Regions from separate parts of the Mus musculus genome. Here regions 1 and 3 are each linked to region 2. A link is a loop called in an ENCODE intact Hi-C map of the cell type or tissue named here. Cell type or tissue: left cerebral cortex. All regions are shown on one strand.

Region 1 (2,500 bases), 200 kb before region 2:
TTAGAGAACAGGTTAGTTTATCAGGGTTGCCTCCAGGAGGGTGGGTGCCTTAAAGAAAGCTGCACCCATGAAAGGTTCACTCTACTATTGTGATGGCTTACACAAGCTACATTCCTGAAGTTCCTCTAATGAATTGGAGGCAGCTTGGCAGGTAGTTTCTCCTTTCCATAGTAACTCTTACACATGCAGCCTTAGGAAGGGGCCCTGTGGGTCTTGTAAGTTTTAGGAGCTTCAAGAGACTTGTGAGTTTTCTTGACTTCCTGAGCCCTGTAAAATTTTGTTACTTCCTGAATTTTAAAGAACCAGGTCCCCTTGGGGGTTGGGCATAGGGCATAAGGTGATGGATGGTTTCATTTCTATGGAGATGGCTACTGAATAGTCACCTTGTCTAAGGCCACAGAAGTTGCAAAATCCTGAGACAAGACATCATTTTATTTTAGTTGGCTTTCTGAGGAACCATTGCCAGTTTCAGGAAATTCAGACCTGGAAAATCCCCACCATATCCATGTTCCTTTTCATTAAGTGGGTTATTAAAACAGAACTGTTTGAGCAGCTGTGTGGGAATCTTAGCTTTGAATTCACAAGAGAAAGCAAGGGAGTGGTAAGAGTTCAGATGCGAATAGGAGTGGATGTCAGTGACCTTGGCCATTCCTGTGACTGGAGTGAGAGAGGTAGGCAGATGATGTTTGTATTCATCGTTTCTGTGTCACTATGTACCCACTGAAGGTATCCTTAGTCCTAGGAAATAATGTCAGTGAGAGGATAGGAGCCGTTCTTGAGTGAAGCATTTGTGAGAAATCATCGTGTGCTTTTCATTTTAAAAAATACTTTGTTATTTTTTACTTGCATGTATGCATGTATGTGTGAATGTGTACCTACATATAAATGCAGGTCTCTGTAAAGGCCAGAAGGAGGCATCAGATGCACTGGAGTTGAAGTTTTAGTCTATGGTGAGCCTCCATACATGAGGGCTAGGAACTGAACCTTGATCTTCGGCAAGAGCAACAAGCACACTCATTAACTGCTGAGCCATCTCTACTGCCCCTAAAACATGTTTTAAAGTATTATTTATTGGTGTTGCAAGGTGACTTCATAGGTAAAAGTGCTTGCTGCAAAAGCCTTGCATCCTGAGTTTGATTCCCAGAACCCACGACAAACAGCAAGAACTGTTCTGTAAAAACTGTCCTCTGCCTCCACACACATGCTATACGTAGCATATGTATACCTAAACTCTCTCTCTCTCTCTCTCTCTCTCTCTCTCTCTCTCTCTCTCACACACACACACACACACACACACACCACCACCACCACCACCACCACCACCACACACACACACACAAATTATTACAAAAATAAAAATTACTTAAAAATTTAAAAAGATCTCTTTATTGAAAGGAACTTAGTCAGCAGGAAGTTTTTTTGATGTGGAGTTCTGTGGGATTGTATAATAAACCCATGTCCCATACTGAAGTCTCTTCACATTTTACACAGAAATATAGCAATTGGAATACGACCAGTTTCCCTCTTTGCTCCTGACAGAATCATATATAAAGAAGTGCAAAAGAGTTGGAGTTGCAGAGAGATTTTTTTTTACTCATTCCAGGAGTGAACATGTTCATATTCAGAGCTGTCTGAAACTGTGATAGGTTTTCTCACGGAAATGTGAGTTCCTCCCCTTTGTGGATGTTCAGGCGGAGGATAAACAACTATATTAGAGAGTATTATGCAGAGAGGATGCATGGATCGATGGTTTTCTGTGTCACACTACATTCCTGATGCTGCTCTATGTGTGTGAGTTTGGGAAATCCTTTTTATAAACTTTTGAGGGGTCTGGCAAGAAGCTGAAGTTCTTGTCTTAGAGCCTGAGAATCTTAGTTCAAATCTCCAGAATCCCTTTAAGAAAGCTGGGTGTGATGGTCTGTGCTGATACTCTTAGGTTAAGCAAGTGGAAACAAGAAGATCACTGGTGTTGAGCCAGTAAGTTCTAGGCCAGTGAGAGACCCTGCCTCATTTGAACAAACAAACAAACAAACAAACAAACGAGACAAGGTTTTGCTGTGTAACCCTGCCTGGCCTGCACTTATGAATAATAGGTTGACCTTGAATTCACAGAAATCTTTCTCCCTCTACCTCCCAAGCACTAGGATTAAATATGTTTACCACCACATCCAGATCTTAGTACTTGCACTTCTATTACTACTACTATTAGTTTGTAGATACAGTAATAGTAAATGAATTGACCTAGGTCAGCATTTATCCCCACAGTATGACTCTAGAACAGCATTCTCACCAGAAATGGATGGTGAGCCATGGGTACAAAACACATGTTTACCTTTCCATTTCCTCCTAGTCATATTAAAAAAAAGTTAAATTTAATGTTAGTAAAATATGCTACTACATGTATATACCTATGCATTTCATTTTCATATGCATGGATTATAGACAAGTTATTCATGAAATGCTAAAGATCTTCGATGTAACATGTCTCAAAATCCCATCT
Region 2 (2,500 bases):
TGATTTGATGTTTAAATGACAAGCAAGGCAAAAGCTCTTGTTGATTTTTAAGGTGGTGAGTGATGGAAATGCGTAGTGTGGGGAGGACAGGTTAATCTGAAATTGGTACTCAGCTATTGTGTCTGAAGTTACTCAGGCTGATAATGTAGTTGAAGACCAAATAATCATTTGTAACTTTAAACAGATCTAAAGGTATATCAACCCCAGATAGTGGGAAATCCACACTATTGGCAAGGTCTTATCCTTGCCGTCATCTGTGTCTGCTCTGGGAGATGGCCCAGATCCCAGTGGACAGTGTACAAGGCACTCATTCATTCATGAAGGCTATCTCAGTGTTGGCCAGTAAGATTGACTTTCCAGATTTTTGTCTGATTGGTTAGGAAAAAGTCTGTTTTCCTCATATCATAAAATGGAAATCCAGGTCTAAGGAGATGTTTCATTTGGAAAAGTGCCTGTTGGATAATTATGGAAACTTGAGATTGGTCAATAAAACCTATATACAAGTTGGTCATGGAGGAGTGTCTGTAGTCCCAGGACTGATGGTTAAGGGAAGAGACAAGCACATCAATGGAGTTCACTGGTCCACTAGTCTGGTTAATCAGGGTGCTTCAGGGTCAATGAAAGACACTGTCTCAAAAAATAAGGCAGAGGACTGGCAAGATGGATGAGTGCTGCCTTGCCAGATGATCTAATTTACTCTATGGGAACTACATGGTAGAAGAAAAGAAATCTGACTCTTGTAGATATTGTCCTCTGATCTTTACATGTGTGTCATGGCATGTTGTCATGTGCATAATAAAAATATTAAGATGAGGCTTAAATGAGGAAGATCAGCCTTGGATCTCTGACTTCCACATATATAAATACACTTGTGGGTGTGTACCTCTGCACCCAAACCCACATGCATATGCTACCAGTCCTCCCCCATGACCGTATCTCTCTGCCAACTATTATTATAACTTCCCAGAATACAAGTCTGAGAGACAAAGCCAGAATTCAGAAAGAAGTTGTGATTATATCAAGCACTAGAGAGTTGGAAAGGAAACATATGCATATGTGTGAATATGTATATTTATGCACGTAAACATTCTGCAAATATTGGTACTGCACTAGAATACAAGCCTAACTAGCCACATTTTGCAGATGAGGACATCAATGCTCAGAAGACTGAGCTGCATGGCTAAGGCTAAATATATACTTACAAAGTCGATTAAGAATTGAAACCTAAATTTGGTTCCAAATAAGCACCATTCTCTGTTGTAAGATTGTCTGTCCTCTCAGAGACTGTGGGTCCTGTTCCAGACGTGAGATTATGCTAATCATGTGAACTGCACTTTCTTGGTTCTTCCCTCCCTCGGCAAAGACATATTCTTGGAAACAGAACTACTGTGGTATGCCTCTGTGCTGCAGAAAGATTGAGGGCATTTGTTCCCCATGTCTCCAGTATCTCTAGTAGTATAAAATGTAGGACAGTCTACCTTCTAGGAACAATATTGTAAAGAGTGTTTAGTTAAACACTGGCCAGTAAATAAAAAAAAAATCTACATAACCCAGGAAATGTTCCATACTAAAAACAAAAACAGTAAACTATTATTGTCCAAGCAGAAAAGTAAAATAACAGAAGGAAAAGGAGGAAGAGGAAGAGGGAGAAGAAGGAAAAGTTATTGTTTTAGTAGAAGGAAACAGTCGTAGAGATTGTGATTCATCTTCATAGTGAATTTTTTTGGTACAGCCTTATAGCCTTGACATGAGAGCTTTTTTTTGTTTTGTTTTGTTTTGTTTTGTTTTGTTTTTTTGTTTTGTTTTTTTTCAAGACAGGGTTTCTCCATGTAGCCCTGGCTGTCCTGGAACTAACTTTGTAGACCAGGCTGGCCTCGAACTCAGAAATCTGCCTGCCTCTGCCTCCCAAGTGCTGGGATTAAAGGCGTGAGCCACCACGCCCGGCTGACATGAGAGCTTTTGCTTGTCTTATTGTGTCCTGTTTTGTCCTGTTTGTTTATGGTCTTTTTGAGGCCTGCTCTTTTATTAAGGGAGATGAAGAGGGAAATGGATCTGGGTAAGAGGAGAGTTAGAGGGGTGCTGGGAGGAGGGGATTATTTTGGAGGGTAGGGAGCTGTAGATGGGATGTTTGTATGGCAAGAGAATCCATTTTCAATGAAATAATATAATATGGAGGGTAACTCTGGGTATTTTTGAATTATCATTAGGGAAAATTTACTAGAGCCAAATATTTTTAAATTTTTTGTTTACTTTTTAATTGTGTGTGTGTGTGTGTGTGTGTGTGTGTGTGTGTGGTCTATGTGTATGGGTTTGAGTGTGCATGTATGTCTGTGTGTATATGTGTCTCTGTGTATGTATATGTATGTTTGCCTGTGTGTTGAGTATGTCTGTGTGTATATATATATATGTATATATATATGTGTGTGTGTGTGTGTGTGTGTGCAAGTGTATGCTATGCATATGTGTGTAATCTCTGCATATGTTTTGTGTGCATGTATGT
Region 3 (2,500 bases), 210 kb before region 2:
TGACAGCTGATGCATTTTTAAGACAATGATCTAAAGAGAGGCATAACCCTGAATGTGAGCACAGAACTCCCTAGGACAATAGTGATTACTGGGTTCAAGGGCTAATGCTTCCCACTCTCAGAACCTGTCCCACAGCAAGCTCCCCACCAAAATATTCACCTTTCCACTTACAGTGGCATTTATATCCTTTTGATTTGTTTGTCCCTCTGTGGCAGATCCTAGCTACTCTGCTGTTTAATTTGTGCTATGACATCAAGCTTTAATTTTATCGTTATTATTTTTGCTTCTTTTAGACACCCATGGTGTGCCAGGCGCCGAATAAAATAAGGATACATTCCTTGCTGTCTCTGTGCTCCCACTTTTAAAGAACCAAGACAAGCAAAATTCCCAGTAACTGGCAATAGATAGTCATTACTCCCCTTACCTCCCTTCCTTCCTTTTGAAGCAACCTCATCTCTCTGAACAAGCTTAAGAAGTTCTCTGGATCAAAGCTGTCAGAAACCAGGAGGGTTTGGAACAAGTGTCAGAGTAGGCAAAGGACCTCCAGAACTCCAGCTCCTTCCTCGCCTGCCTGAGAGAGATCTGGCCTGCATCTCTGCCTACCTTACCTGGGTGGGCTAGGACTCTCAGGCTACTAGCTGCCTCTGACATCCCTACCTAGGAGGCAAACTTCCCACACCTCACTAGCTCTAGGACCAAGGATGCTTTAAACCAAAGGATCCAAAGGATTCTGGCTTTTCCCAGGTATCTGATTGACTTGCAGTGACAGACTCTGGGCGTCTCATAACAGGGCTATGCCTACATTAGTACCCCGGTGGTTCTCTGGAGGCACCCCTAGTGTGCCTCTCCTACACACACCATTGGGATCTTTATCCTTTTCAGTTATCATCAGGAGGAACTCTGAGGCTTGGGGAAGCTTGAGGAATGGCTCAGTAAGTGCCTGCAGGCAAGTGTGCCAAGATCAACCCCACCCCAGCTTCCCTGGGACTTCCCCTTGTGCCTACCCCAGGCTCAGAGTGGTTAGGCACCAGGTGCTCAGCCCAGCTGGGGAGTCTCCCTCACTTAGCCAGCACCTGCACTCCTGCATTAGAGTTGGGAAAACAGTCGGCTTTGAGGGGTGCAGAGGAGCCAAGGGGGTTGAGGCCAGTTGCACCTCAGGCTGCTCACCCAGGGGAGCTGGTTTGGCGAGTCCTGGGGTCTGAAGGGTGCACTAACCCAGAGAAGGGGAGGAGGGCCAGGAGGAGAGATGAGGGAGGAGGGGAAGGCATGAGGGAGGGGCACCGGAGCAGCTGCTGTGGGAGGCTAGGCGCAAGGTGGCTCCCCGCGGCCCGGCGCCCCGCGGCTCCCGGGGACGCACCAGGCAGCCAATGGATGCGCAGAGGTGTACAGCAGATGGCGTCCGACTGCGCCGTTTCTTCCTCCTCCTCCTCGTCCTCCTCTTCCTCCTGCTTCAGTGCTGAGCAGCCAGAGTCGCAGCCGGGTTGCCAGACGCTGGAATGGGTGGTCTCCCGACACATACCACCATCTTCACTGGGAAAGCTCGGGGCTCGTCGGCTCCCAGAAGCTGCAGCTGCGGCTCGGGCGAGGCTGGTGAGTGCGGTCGCGCTGTGCCCCAGCTGGCATGGACTGATGCCGCGGGTCCCCTTGGCTGGCCGGATGGAGAGAGAGCTGCCCCGAATGGGGGCGCCTCCCGCACAGACTTTCATAGCCAGGCACCTTCCCTCGTCCCTTCTTCCAGCTAGTCGCGGAACTTGGAACCGGAGCCTTTGGCTCTGGGCTGCGGGAATGATTGGCTGCTGGGGTGTAGAATGCTTGGATCCTCTAATCCGGAGGGCAGGCAGGGACACCCCGCGACTTGGGCATAGGTCTCAGGCAATTGGACTGAACACACATGGGGTGGGTTCTAGCTTGCTTTGTGGGGAACCTATGAAAGGAACCGGTGGGTCCCCATCCTGTACGTGGAACCTTAAAGCTTTCAGATCCCAGCACCGGGAGTTCTGTAGGTTTTTCAAACTGGTCGAGTGAAGGGTCCCCTTTGGGTAGCCCGGAAGGTGAAATCCACGCATGGGTGCTCAGGGACCCGAGAGGATACCGGAGCAAGCCAAGAAGTTTTGCGGAGTCCTCCGATTTCTCCCTGAAGTGACAGGAGGCCACAGCAACAGTTTACATGCCCATGGTTCTCAAGGGGGCAAGGGGTGTCCTGGGGGACAGGGGAGCCCACAGGTTGGACATGATACCACATTGCTTTTTTGAGAGAAAAAAATGGGTCCAGCATGTGAGAGTGGGAAGCAAGGAGAAGGAGCATGCTTTCTCCTACCGCTCCCACTTTGCATCTTGCATGTTCTATACACTATTAAAGTTATTTGAAAAGGGAAATGAAACCTCAGCTCTAGGCGTCCTAGTACATTGAGTCTTGAAGTTGGAAAGCTTGGAGTGTGCCTCTCTCTCTCTCTCTCTCTCTCTCTCTCTCTCTCTCTCTCTCTCTCTCTGTGTGTGTGTG

The links. Peaks named below come from ENCODE experiments on the same cell type or tissue, not always from the same donor. Only the 100,000 strongest peaks of a DNase experiment are listed, where the experiment ranks them.
Region 1: a loop joins it to region 2, with 3 times the contacts of the local background. A loop is called at or near these places in 2 of 42 quality-filtered maps.
Region 3: it touches region 2 in a loop (2.5-fold over the local background); 2 of 42 quality-filtered maps call a loop at or near these places.

The regions. Positions count from the first base shown.
Region 1 is chr1:129,280,573-129,283,072 of GRCm38, forward strand. The region is part of intron 1 of Thsd7b (thrombospondin, type I, domain containing 7B); the gene reads left to right. Among named protein-coding and RNA genes, the nearest start is that of Thsd7b, 8.5 kb to the left of the region's middle. In left cerebral cortex, no CTCF peak of the experiment used is centred here; a DNase peak (open chromatin) is centred at 1,524.
Region 2 is chr1:129,483,518-129,486,017 of GRCm38, forward strand. The region is part of intron 2 of Thsd7b (thrombospondin, type I, domain containing 7B); the gene reads left to right. Among named protein-coding and RNA genes, the nearest start is that of Gm36347, 130 kb to the right of the region's middle. In left cerebral cortex, no CTCF peak of the experiment used is centred here; DNase peaks (open chromatin) are centred at 977 and 1,281.
Region 3 is chr1:129,272,011-129,274,510 of GRCm38, forward strand. It overlaps Thsd7b (thrombospondin, type I, domain containing 7B), which reads left to right and starts at 1,294. Exons shown (of 28, transcript NM_172485.3): 1 at 1,294-1,590. In left cerebral cortex, a CTCF peak has its summit at 1,421 (motif pointing right); DNase peaks (open chromatin) are centred at 1,437 and 1,649; H3K4me3 peaks cover 1,375 bases; H3K27ac peaks cover 469 bases.